2 separate regions of the Homo sapiens genome follow, and region 2 is linked to region 1. The links are chromatin loops, found by intact Hi-C in ENCODE. Cell type or tissue: heart left ventricle. All regions are shown on one strand.

Region 1 (8,000 bases):
TCAGGTAGCACCCACGTTTTTATAAAAACATGAGGCTTGCAAGTAAACTATCCTGAAGACACAGAAACCTTTTAGCAAAGCAAATATGTATATTGGTGATATATATAGTATTGATATTTATATTTGTCACCAAAGATGGTCCTGAATTAAAAAAAAAAAGGAACGCTAATGTGCAACAGCTATGTTCACGAATGTTTACAATTGAACGCTTGCCCAATAATTTTATATAAAGTCACAGAGCTGCTCTGGAAATCAGCACCATCGTATGATGTTGAATTGTGATCACGAGTGAGCTAGACCTGGGTTTGCATCCCAGTTCTGCGTGATTTGGGGCAAGTTGCTTAACTTCGCTGTGCTGCAGTTTCTTTTACTTTAAGAAGGGCCCGCCACATAGGGGTGTGGGTAAAGCACATAAATGCTTTAACACATGTCAAATGTTTAGAGCAGGCCTAACCGCAGAAAACGCTCACAGCGCGTTAGCTGGCACCTCTAAGGTCCATCCAGCTCTGGCAGTTATCCTGCCTAACTTCAAGTTGTGTTTAACATTTCGGTAAAGACCGCCTGCAGTTCTGAGACTGCACGTGGCTGTCCAGGTGCTGCAAATTCTCGACACAGACTCCAGGAGGCGAGTATCTCCAGGACGGCCGGGGCTGCGGAAGCCCTGGAGCAGCTTCTATACTTTAGAGCTTTCATGGCACAAATGCCATGAAAGCTTGTTAAAAACGACCCGCGTACCCCCCTTAGGTGGCAGGTCTCAGGTGTGGCCCAAGTTTCAAGGTGAACAAGCTCGGTGAGTCTCCTGTGCCTGGGCGGAAGCCCGCCTTGGCGGGTTAACCGTTAACTAACGCTGAACCAAAACCCAAGAGGGCCTCAGGCCCCGCAGCGGCGCGGCCACAGCCGGAATGAGGAGTCCACGCCCGCAGCCCAGCCGGAAGCAGCTGGTCCCGCCAGCCCGCCCCCTGCGCGGCGAGAACAGAACTTACTGTCCCCGAGTCCTCGCTCCGCCTCCGCGTGACGCTACTGCACGAGCCAGAGCTCCAGACGTGCGCGGCGCCTCGACGGGGGCGGGGCGAGGCCGTCCACGTGACCCAAGAAGGCCCGCCCCCGGGACCGCCTCTATGGCATTGCCGGCAGATGACCCTGGTTGATAGAGATCTCTGGCCAACAGCGCCGCGCCAGCACCTTCAAACTGGCAGGCATACTCGTGTACTTGACAAATGTGGATAGCATCAGTTTACTTTTTAGTTGTTTGTTGATCTCATTACATTTATTCAAATTTTAGATGCGCCCAGCGACTTCATTCAGTTATTTACCCTATAAAAATATTTGCAGAAGGTCGTCGCGATGCTGGTAACCCATGTATAAGGATGTTAAGGCCGGGCGCGGTGGTTCACGCCTGTAATCCCAGTACTTTGGGAGGCCGAGGCGGGCGAATCACCTGAGGTCGGGAGTTTGAGACCAGCCTGACCAACATGGAGAAACCCCATCTCTACTAAAAATACAAAATTAGCCGGGCGTGGTGGCCCAGGCCTGTAATCGCAGGTACTCAGGAGGCTGAGGCAGGAGAATCGCTTTGAATCCAGGAGGCAGAGGTTGCGGTGAGCCGAGATCGCGCCGTTGCACTCCAGCCTGGACAACACGAGCGAAACTCCATCTCAAAAAAAAAAAAAATGTTTATTGCTGTGAAGTAGTGAAAATAGCTGAAGTGATAACACGGAGGAATGGTTCAATAAAACACAGCACAACAGTACAGACATGTGAATTACTTCGTAGCTGTGTACTGTATACTCAAAGGACAGGCCCATCATGTAATGAATATTAAAGGCAAAGCGTAGAATACTATATATGGTGTCCTCTCTTTAATGTAAACAATTATTTTTTGAAATACAAACATGCAGGTATGTACATAAACTTTTTCTCGAAAAATCAAAAGAAACAATAGTGGTTGCTTTGGGAGGAGATGGAGAGTTTTCACTTTCATATTATGAACTTTGCAATTTTGCTTTTTTCTCATTGTACTTCCCTGAATTGACAACAACAACAACAAAGAAAACCACCAAAACCCTCATATTTGTGTTCCGAGCTGGGAAACTAGATGAGCCTAAGTTTTTAATTTCCTTGACTACTTTCCAGTGCAGTGATTCTTAACCCTGGCTATGCCTTAGAGTCGCTTGGGAGTTTTGAAAAGTCGTAATGCCCAGTCTGTATGCCAGACCAACAAAATAAAACACAGATTATTTGGGGTGGGAAGGGAGTGGGCAGATTCAATGTATGTTTTTAACTTCCTGAGTGATTCCAGTGTGAACCCAAGGTTGAACACTACAACTTGTATTTAGTATGGTGACATAGTGATCTCAGGCTCTAGGGTGGCCCAATGAACTGGGGCAGCCGAAACCCAGGAACTTTGTCCATTTACCTCAGTGTGCTATATAAATGCCATTTTTTAAATGAGCCTCAACATGTAAGAAGTTGAATAGCTCAGAATAATTTGTTTCCAGTGCTAGTTTCTTCTGTTTTTTTTCTCTTCAATACAGTTTTATGGTGATCAATAATATTTTATTGGGTCATTTCCCTTTTGGCCATTTTTTTCACTGACCCAAACACAAATTAACTATCTAGTTTTGATGTATCAGTTATCAAAGATATAAAATATATTTTGATTTATTGTAATTTCCATTATCTGTTAGTCATCCCAAATGATTTTATTGGCACATGGAAGGTGTTAGTAGTCCCCAGCTTGTCATCGAAGGATTAAATAAGGTTTGCCATTTTAGAAATCCTTTTTTGCTTTGTCATATTCTGGGCATTAAAAAAGGACACATCTTAGATCCATCGACCTTAAATTTGATATTGAATAAACTGAAGACCTCAGTAGTTATACATGCATATACACACAAGTAGGATGAAAGAAGAGAAACTTTCTTTTATCTCTACCAAAAGTATTCATATGGTTAGTCATGTGATGTTTGGAAAGCTATAATGGAGGTCAGAATAAACTACCCTTCTCCACTTCCCAAGTGCACACACACACAAATGCACAAAACCATTCACACACAGGCATGCACATTAGGTAACAGCAAGAACCCATCCAGTCTATTTGGAAGTCATTATTGTTCAGAATAAAGTTCATAATTTCTACTGTTATTTTGCCTTTTTTTTTTCTTTAATAGAACAATGTTAGCAATGCTACCACTAAGTTTCACCTGTGGCCATCTTAGGGCAGGTACTACCTTTTCTTTCCTTCCTTCATTTGTTCTTTTAGCCTTTCCTTTTCCGCGCTTCTAACTTTGGCCTATTAGTGACACCTAGTGGTTCCTGTGGCCAGCTTTCCCCCTGATTTTGGCTCTCAATATCTTCATGTGTGGTTTCAACTGAAAGTTGTGAGCCTAGTCCCTCTGCCGTGAGCATCAGGCTGTTTCTAGGCAGACTTTTCAGGCACCAAGACTCCCCTCTTAGAGAAGTTAAAAACTTGCCTTCAATCCTAAGCCACAATCTGTCTTGACTGCTAGTGAAGGCACCTGTGTGCTGCTAGTTTCACTACAGGGAAGTTTGAAGGGTGTCCACCAATCTGGATTTCCTACTCCTTCACACCAGAAAAGGGTGATAATACTGCCCTTACTAGGCCCTGGAACTCAGATTACATGACAGTGAGTGTGGCTCTAAATACCACCTATGTGCTTATGACTCCTAAATGAATGTCTCCAGACATACGTTTGTTGGGGATGCCTACTTGACATTTCTATGGGGCTATTGTGGCAGAAACAGTGGTGTTCACCAGATATCCCATCAACTACCCCACATTTTCCAGCTCCACTTACAGTTTTTTGCGGCCACATGGCCAGTTTTGAACAATGGGCTGTAGACTGAAGCATAGAAAAGCTGAGATGAGACTTCTCCAGTTGCCTCTTTCTCTGTCATAAGAATTAACAACATTCTGGATGGTGGAGCCTCCACCAGCCTGGGTCCCTGAGTGACTATGCAGAACAGAGACTACATCTCCCCACCAATTTCCTAACTTCCACTAGGCCGTGAAAGTCACATAACTTAAGTGAGAAATAAATTTTTATTATGTTAAGGCCCCTGGAATTTTAAGGTTGTTTTTTATTATAACATACAATAGTTTAACCTGATAATTCATAGCTATCTCTAATTTCATTGTGTTCAAAATCGAAATACTAGTTCTCTCCCATAAATCTGCATTTCTTTGTCTTCTCCATCTCTATAAGTGACAACACTGTCCATCTTCAGGCTTAAGGGAGAAATCTGCATGTCTTCCTTGACTCTTCCCTTTTCCTTGTCGCACCCCTTCCTGCCCGTCTGTAGAGAAAGGAGTTCGCATAGCTGACCTGAGACTGCTATCCTTAAAAAGGTCTGCTTGTAAGGTTGGCCCTTCGCTGACATGTGAGAACTTGGCAGGTAAACAGTCCCTTACTGTCGTGCCAAAGCCCTATTAACCTCAGTAGGAAAGGAACCAGGTTCAAGAGGCCGAAGAAGAGACCTAGAGCCAGCAAACAAAACATGGTGTTTTATTAGGTGCTTACAGAGTCCAGTGGTGGTGGGATGGGCAGGAAAACTGCAACCGCCTGCAACCATCATGCAGTTTATATGGTATTTTCACTTTATACCCTCCCCCTAACAATCTCCACCTGGCAACCTTCATGTATCCCAAAATTCAGGGCCTCAGTCCCCTATATTAGATGTTTCTCATAGATAAAGAATGACTCTTCAGGTTAGCTACTCCCAGATTCCCTAGCTCAGAACATACATTCAGGTGCATCTGCCATATGGGGTCATTCTGAGGGTATGCATAAATTATTACTATCAGGTGAGTTTATCCGACACCTACACCTACACATACAAAGCTTTCCCTAAATAATAAAAGTGATTCCCTGTGCGTAAGCTATTTGTACAAACAATGCACTTGCTTTTCCTTCTGAGATTCTAGAACTTGGTACCTGCTAGGCAGAGGTGCCTGTGACCAATGTCCAGTAAAAACTCTGGCTGCTGAGGCTCAGTCTTTCCCTGGCAAAAACATTGCAGGCATGTTTCTACATTTTCATTTCTGGAGGAAGAATGCAGTCTGTGTGACCCCTCGCGAAAGGGAGAACACTTAGGAATCCTGCACACGAAGTCTTCCATGCTCTGCCTGAGTCTTTTTCTTTACAATCCAGCTGTGTATCCTTACTACGTTTCTGTAATAGCGTAACTGTAATGAGTCCCAGAATCTAGTGAATCTCCAAATGTGAAGGGGGTCTTAGGGACCCTTGATATCCCCCCATATCTAATCCAGCACTGAGTCCTGCCAATTCTTCCTAAAATTTATCTGAAATCACACCGCTTCTTACCTTATCTGCTATCACCACCCTGAAGGTACCATCATCTTTTATTTGTGTTGGACTTTGAGAGGGCCCAATAACACCTTTCTTTTATTTTCTGCCTGAGTTTGGAACCAGTTGAGAGACACAGAAAGAGATCAAGGTGTGAGCTTTATTTAATTATGAACGTCTCAATTGGGGTGGCTTAAACATGCAGCCAAAGGGACTAACAGCCTCCTGAATTAAACTTATGTATCAAAACTCTCTTAAAACTGTCCTCTCTAGCGGACAGACTAGATTGTACCCTCTCTACAGGTACACAAATCTGTAGAAAGAAGAAAGGAGCTAAGCTGAGCATACCAGGAGAAGTGAGTGAAGGTTGGAGATTTGACTAGCTGAAACACTTCTTGTTCACTGCTGATTTTTATCTTCCTGGTGGGACTCCAAGTCCTGAGCATTAAGCAAATGATACACAGCTGACGTAAGTGGGGGTGTGGAGAAGAGAGTCTGATCAGCAAATACCACCGAACCTACATTGAGCCTGAAGCAAAACACTGGCCATTTGTACCAAGCCAGGCTTAGCAAATACACACAACAGAGCTATGTGGGCCCAGCAAAGGCAAACCCCAGAGAGCTTTAGGTGACGTGGGCCTCGGGTGCAAGCTGCTGCTCCTTGACCTTCAACAACATTCAGAACATATTCATTCTGCTACACTGAGTGTTAGCAGAGATAGGGAGGCCACAAAGACCTAAGAAAGCAGGTATAACTAAGACAAGGTCTAAATTATGTCTTTAAGGACTTTGGCCTTTCAGACAGTAGTGGGTAGAGTCAGGTTTGCTGCAGTTAGAGGTAGTGATATTGATGAAACTGAAGCTTCAGGTTCCCATATTTGCATGGGGCCTTCCAAGATCCTGAGGTCCTGAGGGACACTAGTAATGTGTTCACATGGTCATATGCTCTCGCCCTCTCACCCCTACCCCTCACATATATAATTATATATAATTTGGTAACAAACACAAAAATACAGAAAAATACAGGGAAACTCTATTCCCAAACGCCCATTTGAGAGTATAGTACCAATCTGATGCCCCGTCAGTCCCTAATGCTTTAGTATGTATTTTCTCCAAATCTGGACATTCTTCTACATAACCACAATACAACCATCCAAATCAGGAAGTTAACACTGACACACTACCATCTAATCCTCAAATTCAGTTCAGAATCAAGATTGTATGTTTAGTTTTCATGTCTCTAGCTTTCTTCAGTCTGAGATATCTCCTTAGTCTTTCTTTAACATTTATGATATTTGCATTTTTGAAGATTACAGGCCATTCATTTTGTAGAATATCCCTCAGTTTGAGTTCATCTGATGTTTCCTCCTGATTAGATTCAGGTAATGAAGGCACATCACAGAGACTGGACTTTGAGCCTCTGTAGGCTGCCCCTTGATTCCCTTCCCACTGGGCTTGAGCTGGCCGTGCTATGTCACTACACCATGTTGCCATCTATCCCACTAGGGCTCTGACACTCCTCTGTGAGCCACCTTGGTCACTCCTCCTTCTCATCCCCCTAGCCAGCATGTGTGTCTTCCCCGCTCTGTCCCACCTACTGGCTTTAGGACTGAATTGTTCAGAAAGGAGAAAGAAGACAGGGAGGAATAATGATAATAATGTTTTTGTAAAATGTGTAAAAGCAAAGTAATTTAACTTCTGTGGATCAAGGCCATTGTTTTTCTTCTGTCACTCAGACATTTTGGGGACCTGGCTAAGGGGCGTCTGAGTTGGAAATACATTTAGTTTGGTTTTAGTGGGATATAGTTGTATGGTTTATAGCTTCCAAGAATTCTCCAGTTGCCCACTGTGGTGACTCTCCCTGTATACCCAAATGAGGGTGAGGGCGAGGGTTCTCTCAAAATGTGAAGGTGGGACAGTGCCCGACATGGAAGTATGTGAGTCCTAGAGCAGAAGCCAGATTTGAAATGGATGGAGCCAGAAATTAGGCTGTAGAAAATTCTATCATCAGATGTTCGGTAATGTTGTAAGTATGGGATTCTGTTCTCATTGACAGTACACATGAAATGTGCTTAATAATGACATCATGTAAACTATAAATCCACCACGTCTTTTTTGATGGGAATCACGTGAAATAGAATTTATCAGAACTCCTATGTCTAAAGTACACAAACCTGTACCGAGTCTACAAACTAAGTTTGTTTTATGCTTCCTATCAATTAAAAAAAGATTAATACTGTAGGAAAGATTGAATTATCTATCTGTTCCATTTATATAAAATATTATCATAAAATTATTGTGTGAAGGGATGACTAGAGAGTAAGTAGACAAGATTGTAGACAAAAAGTATTATAGAGGTATGCCTGGCAATTAATGTTTGCTGTTATGGCCATTTTAAAATATTTGTATTTTTTGTGATCATTCTTTCTAATTAAATATTCGCTTTTACATATATTTTTAAATGTATTGTTTTGTATCTTTTTCTTAAAGAGAACCCTTCCCCACTTCGTCACCTAAATCTATACCCAGCTGCATTTAAAATGTAAGGCGGCTGAGCTCCGCGTGTGCCTAACTGGAAATTGTCTCTGTGGGGTTGGGGAGGCAGCACTGCTTCAGATTTCATTCTGCCTTCTAGGCCAGAGAGGGAACTGTGGAAGGACAAACCTTGGATTC
Region 2 (8,000 bases), 300 kb before region 1:
TTAAGAATTCTTGAATTAAGTAAAGAATAATTCAAGAGTTAACCTTTAGTTAACTCAAAGTTCCATGATGGGTTCAAAAGGGAAGCTAAAGGTGTCTCAAAAACATCTCTAACCTTAAAGAATAAAGTTGGAAAGATCTCTATAATATTTTTTAGAAATATTGTTATTTTCTAGGCCCAGAATGCTATTTCTTGCTTGTATATTTGTAAAACTGACAGTTGTTGATAAGGGAAAGGTAACCACACATTTAATTTGTTTACATGGGTAAGCAATATGTAAATAATCAAGAGATGGTTATAAACTACCTTTATAGGATAACTTTTTTATTCAACTCCAAAAAAACAGCTGTGCTCTTCTCCCACCCCAAAGGAATCATGTCAGAATTAATATTCCTTAGGAAAATGAATATTTCTTAGGAAAATGACTCAGTAAATTATATATTACTTTTATAGTTCTGATATATTGTGAGGAATAGTCCCTGGAAATAAGTGTACATAGATCTCTTTGGTCATAGAGCAATTCTTGTTGCAGTAGCATTGGCTTGTAAATGCAGATGTCAAGAGTATAACCAAACTTAAGAGCATTTTAGCATTGCCTATACTACTATTCTGTGCTTAGGAATGCCCAACATTTCATAAGAGGTATAAAGGGTAAATTCAAGGAGCTTCTAAGAGCAGTGAAAGTACTAAAATTTGACAGAATCTTTTGACTGCAAACCATCACTTTTATCAGGTTGTTGAAGGAGTTTCCCTAGCCAATTACAATCTGCCTTTGTGTTCTTGGTTGGAAATAGATACAAGATAACTCTCTTACTTATAGCTCAAATACTATTCCCTTAAGCCCTAGAGTAACTTGATTTTCAGAAGAGCTACTTGGTGAAAATATTTACTTAAAGCTAAAAGCAAAAGTTGAAGCCTTACCTGAAACTCATTTCTAATGGGAATGTATTCAGCAAATGTTTAAAGATACAATGAGTTGAGGTCATGTTTATACAATTAAACTTAGGCTAAAAAAATTTGGATAAAAAACTAACATGCTTTAGACATTTGCTTATAATGGTATTGACTTCTAAACTTTTTCCTGGTGGCTCTCTTAATAACACAGTGAGTGATCAGATACAAAATAAGTGGTGTAGAGTTCTGTTTCTTCCTGTGGCTTTTTTTTTTTTTTTTTTTTTTTTGAGGCGGAGTCTCGCTCTGTTGCCCAGGCTGGAGTGCTGTGGCGCCATCTCGGCTCACTGCAAGCTCCGCCTCCCGGGTTCACGCCATTCTCCTGCCTCAGCCTCCCGAGTAGCTGCGATTACAGGTGCCCACACCACACCCGGCTAATTTTTCGTTTTTTTAGTAGAGACGGGGTTTCACCATGTTAGCCAGGATGGTCTCTATCTCCTGACCTCTTGATCCGCCCAGCCTCCCAAAGTGCTGGGATTACAGGCGTGAGCAACCACGCCCGGCCTTATGGCATTTTTAAAAACATTCAAGAGCTGCAGCCTAGTTAACATGTTCTTTTCTAAAATTGGGATTAAAATCAGTAAAGCCTTTGAGGTTCTTTTAAGTATTTTTCTAGATTGCTAGATATCTTAAAAGAATTTCTGAGTAACAATGAGCTTAGTTTGCCCTGTTTGGATAAGTACATACAACTATTCCATAAATGAGTGTTTTATTATGTATTAAATAAAATGGTAACAAATATTTATGTTCTTTCACTATACATCATCCTTAAAGGAAAAAAAAACTATTTTTTTCAGTTTTTAATCAGAAACTGAACTAAATTATACTTTAGTTTTTTTGGAAATTATAATTACTTTATGAAATTCATTTTCCTTGGAAACAAAATGCCAAAAGAACTGAGTGAACATTTAAGGTCTTTTAAATATTTAGCACTAGGGGGTAACACATTTCAGAGGCAAGAGAGAAAGAAAGAGTACTGTATTTGGAATTCAGAGGACTGGATTTAAGGCCCAACTCTGCTAATCACCAGGTCTGTGATCCTAAGCGATGTACTCTACCTCTTAGAGACTCATTATTTATTCTGTCTCTGAAATGGGGGATAATGATGCTTTCCTACCACCCAGGGCTGGTTTTAGGAGGCTCACTTGAGACGATAGATATAAAAATGCTCTGTGCCATACATTAGAAAACTAAATAAAAATTATTCTTGTTGAGGAGTCAAGCTGTATAGGTAGAACTATAAGCATGTCAAGAAGTCAAGTTCTAAATTCAGGGCGTGAGGTAAAAAAAGATTGTATATAGTCAAAATTTCAAGTTTCTAAATTGTTGTGAAGAATAGTACATATTGTCTTGTCTGTACAACCCTGAATAGTAATCTGCATATGTGTACAGTGTGTATAGTGGTATACTTCATATATAAAGAGAACATATACAAAATGATTTTACAATACTTTTTTTTTTTAGCTGAGCACGTAATACTTGTAAGTTACATATGCCTAAGACTCCTGTATCATAACAATCAGGAATAAGACAACCTATGAAAAAATATACCTTATGTAGTGGAACAGTAGATGCTGGGATCTGAACAAACAGCTAATGAGATTTAACTCATAGTTACATAGTTCCAAGTTAGCAAAATGGTGGCACCAGAGTTTTGTTTGGCTAGAAACAGGTTTAACATTTTTAAATTTGGATTTTTTTCCTTTGGGCATTCATTTTCCAGGTACTCACCACTCCTTGTTGCCTTACATCCATCTGTTCCAAAGACCTTTGGGTCTTTGAAGACATTGAAACATTGAGTGTTTGACTTCTGGTTTATCCAAAGGAAGGTCTCACTGAGGAAATTAATGTTGAGCTTGAATGTTAAGTAAGCAATAACTATGGATTGGCAAAGTAGAGCTTGGGAATTTATGCCAGGTTGGAAGAACAGGAAAGAGTTAGAGAGGAAAGTCTTTGCAAAACAAACAAAGGTTAACATAGCTGAGCCATTGTTGGGAGGAAGTGGAAGATGAACTTGGTTGATTCTGGTTGATCTTGGTTGATAGCGGATGTGTTTTCTATTTAGTAGTTGGCTTTGTTTTGACAGACAGTGGTAAGAACTACTGTGGGCCAACAGTGGTATATGAGAGAGGTTCTGCTGGCTATTTGAACAATTTGGAAGGACTTCAAGGAAGGGAAAAAGCCATTGTCTAGTTGTGAGGTGATAAGGGTCTTGCTTTTGAAATGGAGACTAAGAACTTAATTTGAGGGAGTTTGGGGCAGAGTGGCCAGATTTGGTGACTGGGAGCCCTGGAGCCACGCTGGCATCATCTTTCTTTGGTGTCTGATATTCAAGCTTTCAGCACATCTTATCATTTTTCCTGGGGAATATCTGCTCTGTCCACTATCCCCTGTTAGCTGCAGATGCAGTCATACTAACTTAGGCCTTTATTACCACTTCCAGGGTATTTCTAAAGCATCCGCCCGGACTGCACTAGCTCACTTCTCCACCCCTGCCCTGCCCTGATCCATCTCTCTCCATCTATTTTACACATAACTGAAAGAGCTGCCTTCCCCCAAAACACTTCTTTGAGCAACTCTCTTATACAAAAAATTGAGAGAGCCTCCAATAGTTTATCAAGTTAAAGGCAAGAGTAAAACCCATCAGTGAGGGGTTAGGGAGGGGATTAGGGCAGGATTATTTCAGAGTGATAAACTTTTTGGACAGAGTCATCCTGAGGTCTGAAACTTAAATTATTGCCCTATTCTGTAGCAAATAGAAACTAAAAATGAAGACACATTTTGAGGATAAGGAAAAATTAGGCAGGAATTTACAGGTCAGATCTCATCCTTGCTGTTGTATTTCAAGTGGGAAAGAAGCGTACACATACAGACCTGCCCTCTGACCATACAGTGTCCATTCCTGTCTTCTTGCTTTTTTCCTCAGGGTATTCTCTCTCCTTGGAACTTACCTTTTCTAAACTGCTATTCAAGAGCCACCTTTTCAATAAACATTTATGTGTTCTAACCCGTACTGTCCTTTTTGAGAATTCTTACTACACTTCCCAGTGCTACTTAGCCTAGTACTTAATCATTCTCAAATTTTCCCCAACTAAAAGATGAACTCTCTGGCATGAGGGATTATGCCCCCACACTCTTGAATACCCCATTAACAGATGTGTGTGGAACATAAGGTAGTAGAAGAAAAGCAGCATGGCAAAATAGGGAGATTGAGTCTTGGGTTCTGATCCTGTGGGGCATAGGCGCCAACTGTATTATCTCTAAGGCCTCATCTGGATTTGGAATCCTGTGATTCTAGTGGCATGTAGTATGTAAACGACTAATAGAATATGAAGTCGGGGAGAGAAGAGACTGTAAGTTAATTTTAAGGTGGCGAGCCTGGATAACCAAGAGGATAAAAGTGCCTTTGCCAGAAAAGTAAGAAAGAGGTGACGGTTTGGTTGGGAAGGCTGGGGATGGGGGAATTAGTTTCATATTTGCCAGTCATTGAGATTTGCTGCCATTGTGAGTTTCTAATGCAAAATGTCCTATCAGCAGTAGTAAGTAGCAGGCTATGCAGAGGTGCCAGCTGAGGAATGGAGAAGAGATTCAGAGTTATCACCCAACAGGTTCAGTGAGCCTCCAGGATGAAATGGATCTAGAAAGAGGAAAGGAAAGGCACTAGCCTTTCGAAATGAAAGGTGTGATCAGAGAGCTGGGAGGACTGATGGATATCCAGTGGGGATATCAGCAATTTGAAAGCTGAGAAGTTTGCATTTATCTGACCAAGAAGAATCAATGAACTTGTTGGAGAGAGAATTTCAAATTTCATTGGTGAGCTGAAGACAACCTCTGAGTTGCCAGAATTCAAGGAGGGAAGTGTAATGAGGGAAGTGTAATGAGGTTATGTTCAGTGCTTCTGATTTGGAGAGACATTCAGAAAGCAGGACTGATGGAAATATTGTGAAAGCTGGAACATGAACCTGTATAATCTCAATTGTAGGGCCACCTTACTCTTCCACATGAAGAGGGGCTACCTAGGCCCCTATGGGCATGCTTTCATTACTTCAGGAAGAGTGAGTTTAGCTGTGGAAAGTAGTTTGGGGGTGGCATTTTTCGCCTTAAGAAAGTTAATCTATATTTATATTTTCATAAAAGACCATGAATTAGAATGAAAATCTACTAAAAAATTGGATTTTAAAAATTCAGGTACTACCTTTTTATTTTTCCTTTTTAAAAAGCTCACTTCTCCCACACCAATAAATGAATTTGTTACCCAGTAGTACTTAGATTCTGCTGATAAGTCTAAAGTTAAATGATCTTTTATGGTAGTAGAACAGTAACAGTATCCATTATAATGTTTTCTCCAAGAAGATATTTGTTTATTCATTTTTATCAATAATAATAAGATAGCTAATGTTACACTTGATTTTACATTCAGGTGGTCTGTCTTTTAAAGAAGTTCTTATCTTTATTTCTCTTTCTCTTTCATTTATTATAATCCCTATTAGTAAACTTTTAAGTCTGCAGAGAAGTTTTGGGAAGCATTTGGAAGTAGTAGGTGATGTGCTATAGCTGAGGTGAGGAACATATTAGTGCCTCTATATTTTTATTTGGGGTAGAGATGAGACCAGAAACCACTGTTTTTGTACATTGGATTTGAATATGAAGGTGTGAATAGTTTATAGGCTGATGTACTACCATTAAACATTACCCAAATCTGATTTCTTCGTGGGTTTCTGTTGGCAATTTGGAAAAGCTTTCCCATAGAAAAATATGCTGGTGACTTTGAATACAGGAAATCATGCAAAAGACTATGGCTGACATTTATGATAACAGCTTTTCTTCTAAATGCACAACTCTATGATAAAATATTGAAGTTATCAAGAAGAAAAAGCTCATAATAAAAAACACTGATCTAGAAATTACATTCTCCTGGTGAGAATCATGTGAGAGAACTGGTAACCTGTTTGGCTCTCAATTAAAAACAAATCTCTGATAAAATGTGAGAAAATAGCAAACAGGTTTATTCTCAAATATTTAATTTTATATTTCTAGCATCCTGTTACAGTATTGCAAAGTTCCTCCAATTATCTCTTCCCTCCTCCCACCCCTATTAAAAATATACCAGGAAACTATGCAACAATACAGTTTTTTTAATGTAAAATTGAATTGGTATACTAACCATTTTTTGCCAAATCATGTTGGTCAGTTTCAAAAACATGATTAGCTGCACTGCCAAAAAATATATTTTGTTTGTGTGGTTCAGAGAGAAATGTAAATAGTGTGATATGGTTCATCCAAGGCATCTTAATATAGTAACATGCAAAAGAAAGTATATAATGAAAAGAGATTTTCACACATTATGACACTGACCAAATACATATATTTCTTTCTTTCTTTTTTTTTTTTTTAAATAGAGATGGAGGGGGAGGTCTCACTGTATTGCCCAGGCTGGTCTTGAACTCCTGGCCTCAAGTGATCCTCCTGCTTCAGCCTCCCAAAGTGCTGGGATTAGAGTCATGAGTCACTGTGCCTGGCCCAAATAACATAGATTTAAAGTTTAAACATTTAGTTCTATGTCACAGTAACCAAGGTTTACCTGTTTGTTTCTTTTGTTTCTTTTAATAGAATTTAATTCCTTTTCGACCTTCAATCCAGTTCCAAGGACTCCACGGGGTGAGTACTCTTATTGATTTAACAAACAAATCTAATGTTCTTGCACGCTATTCAACTTTTAAAATCCGTTTTCAGTTGACCCTTTTATTATAATCAGCCACTCATTCTGTGAGCTTTGTGACTAAATGAAAATTTCTGACATCTTTAAGATGCTTGAATTATCTTATTTTATTAACTTACTTTTAAAAAATTCATATATGGTTATTGATATTGACAGTGTTTTTTTATCCATAACATGGATAATTGCATGTTTGAACCTTTTTATTGAAGTATAACGTACATCAAGGTATTATGTGAGTATGTATTATCACAGCTTAACATCCATACGGGATTATTTATTTCAGGCAAGTTATGATTGTAATTGCTTTTACTATTAACAAAATTTTGCTGTGTGTGCACTTTTTTAAGTTGTATATACCAGGAAATGAAATATGTAAGTAGAAATTGAGTTTTTCATATATACAGAATAAACAAAGTTTTCTGTGTATTTTATTACTGCATTTAAAAGCACAATAAATGATAATGCCTAATAAAATGGACTTATGAATTTTGTCTTTATGATAGATGATAAAGTTTACAGGAGTAGAATCAGTACTTTAAAATTATTACTATTAATATTTCATAGTAATAAAATAAATAGTAGACTCAATTATTCTTTTTGCTTCTTCATTTAAATTAATATGTATTCTATATTTGCCTCTATATATTAGCTATAAAATGGAAATTTGTAATATCCGTAAATGGATTTTTAGAGCTATAGAGAAAACATAAGCTGAGGGAGGAAGATTCTTGATTATTGTAAATCTACAGACTTCTGAATTTTTCTTATGTCACAAAATGCAAAAGTGTCAATTTAAATAAATAGTCTTTCTAACCTTTATAACTGGAAAACAGTTCAAGAGTCAGATTAATTACATCATTCAACACAGGCCAAGAGTACTTCTAAATGTGTTTTGTAATGCTTACTTGAAGGAGATGTTTGTGTGGATGTCAGAGTTTTGCTTCTACATGACAGCTTTACAATTAAGTCCTGTTTTCCTCTTCAGTGACTAAGTGTTCATGAATGGGATCCTAACTGGAATAAGTATTCTTCTGAATTTTGTTGTATAGCTTTTTAGTAGGTAGTCATTAGCACATGCTGATTTTCTATTTGAGGGCTTAGTTCAGGTGTTTATTTAAGGCTTCTTGAGTTTTCCTGCAAATTTTAATGGCAGCAATAATATCTGAAGAGATGTGCCAGGGTCAGGCCTAATTCTACCAGCCCTGGAGGGCTCCATGGATTTTCACTAAAGGATTATCTTGGGAGAAGAGGGCTAGAGGAAGAGTATAAGGTTTGAGCTGCATTTCTCTTACTAGGAGCAGTAGGGTTCTAGGGCTGATGCTTCCCTTAAT

Evidence for each region. Peaks named below come from ENCODE experiments on the same cell type or tissue, not always from the same donor. Only the 100,000 strongest peaks of a DNase experiment are listed, where the experiment ranks them.
Region 2: it touches region 1 in a loop (2.9-fold over the local background); 2 of 110 quality-filtered maps call a loop at or near these places.

What each region holds. Positions count from the first base shown.
Region 1 is chr5:95,639,801-95,647,800 of GRCh38, reverse strand. RFESD (Rieske Fe-S domain containing) reads right to left here and starts at 1,024. Exons shown (of 6, transcript NM_001131066.2): 1 at 984-1,024. In heart left ventricle, CTCF peaks have their summits at 939 and 3,299 (motif pointing left); a DNase peak (open chromatin) is centred at 1,000; H3K4me3 peaks cover 1,366 bases; H3K27ac peaks cover 1,753 bases.
Region 2 is chr5:95,941,610-95,949,609 of GRCh38, reverse strand. ELL2 (elongation factor for RNA polymerase II 2) reads left to right here. Exons shown (of 12, transcript NM_012081.6): 2 at 6,561-6,608. Among named protein-coding and RNA genes, the nearest start is that of ELL2, 16 kb to the left of the region's middle. In heart left ventricle, no CTCF peak of the experiment used is centred here; no DNase peak of the experiment used is centred here.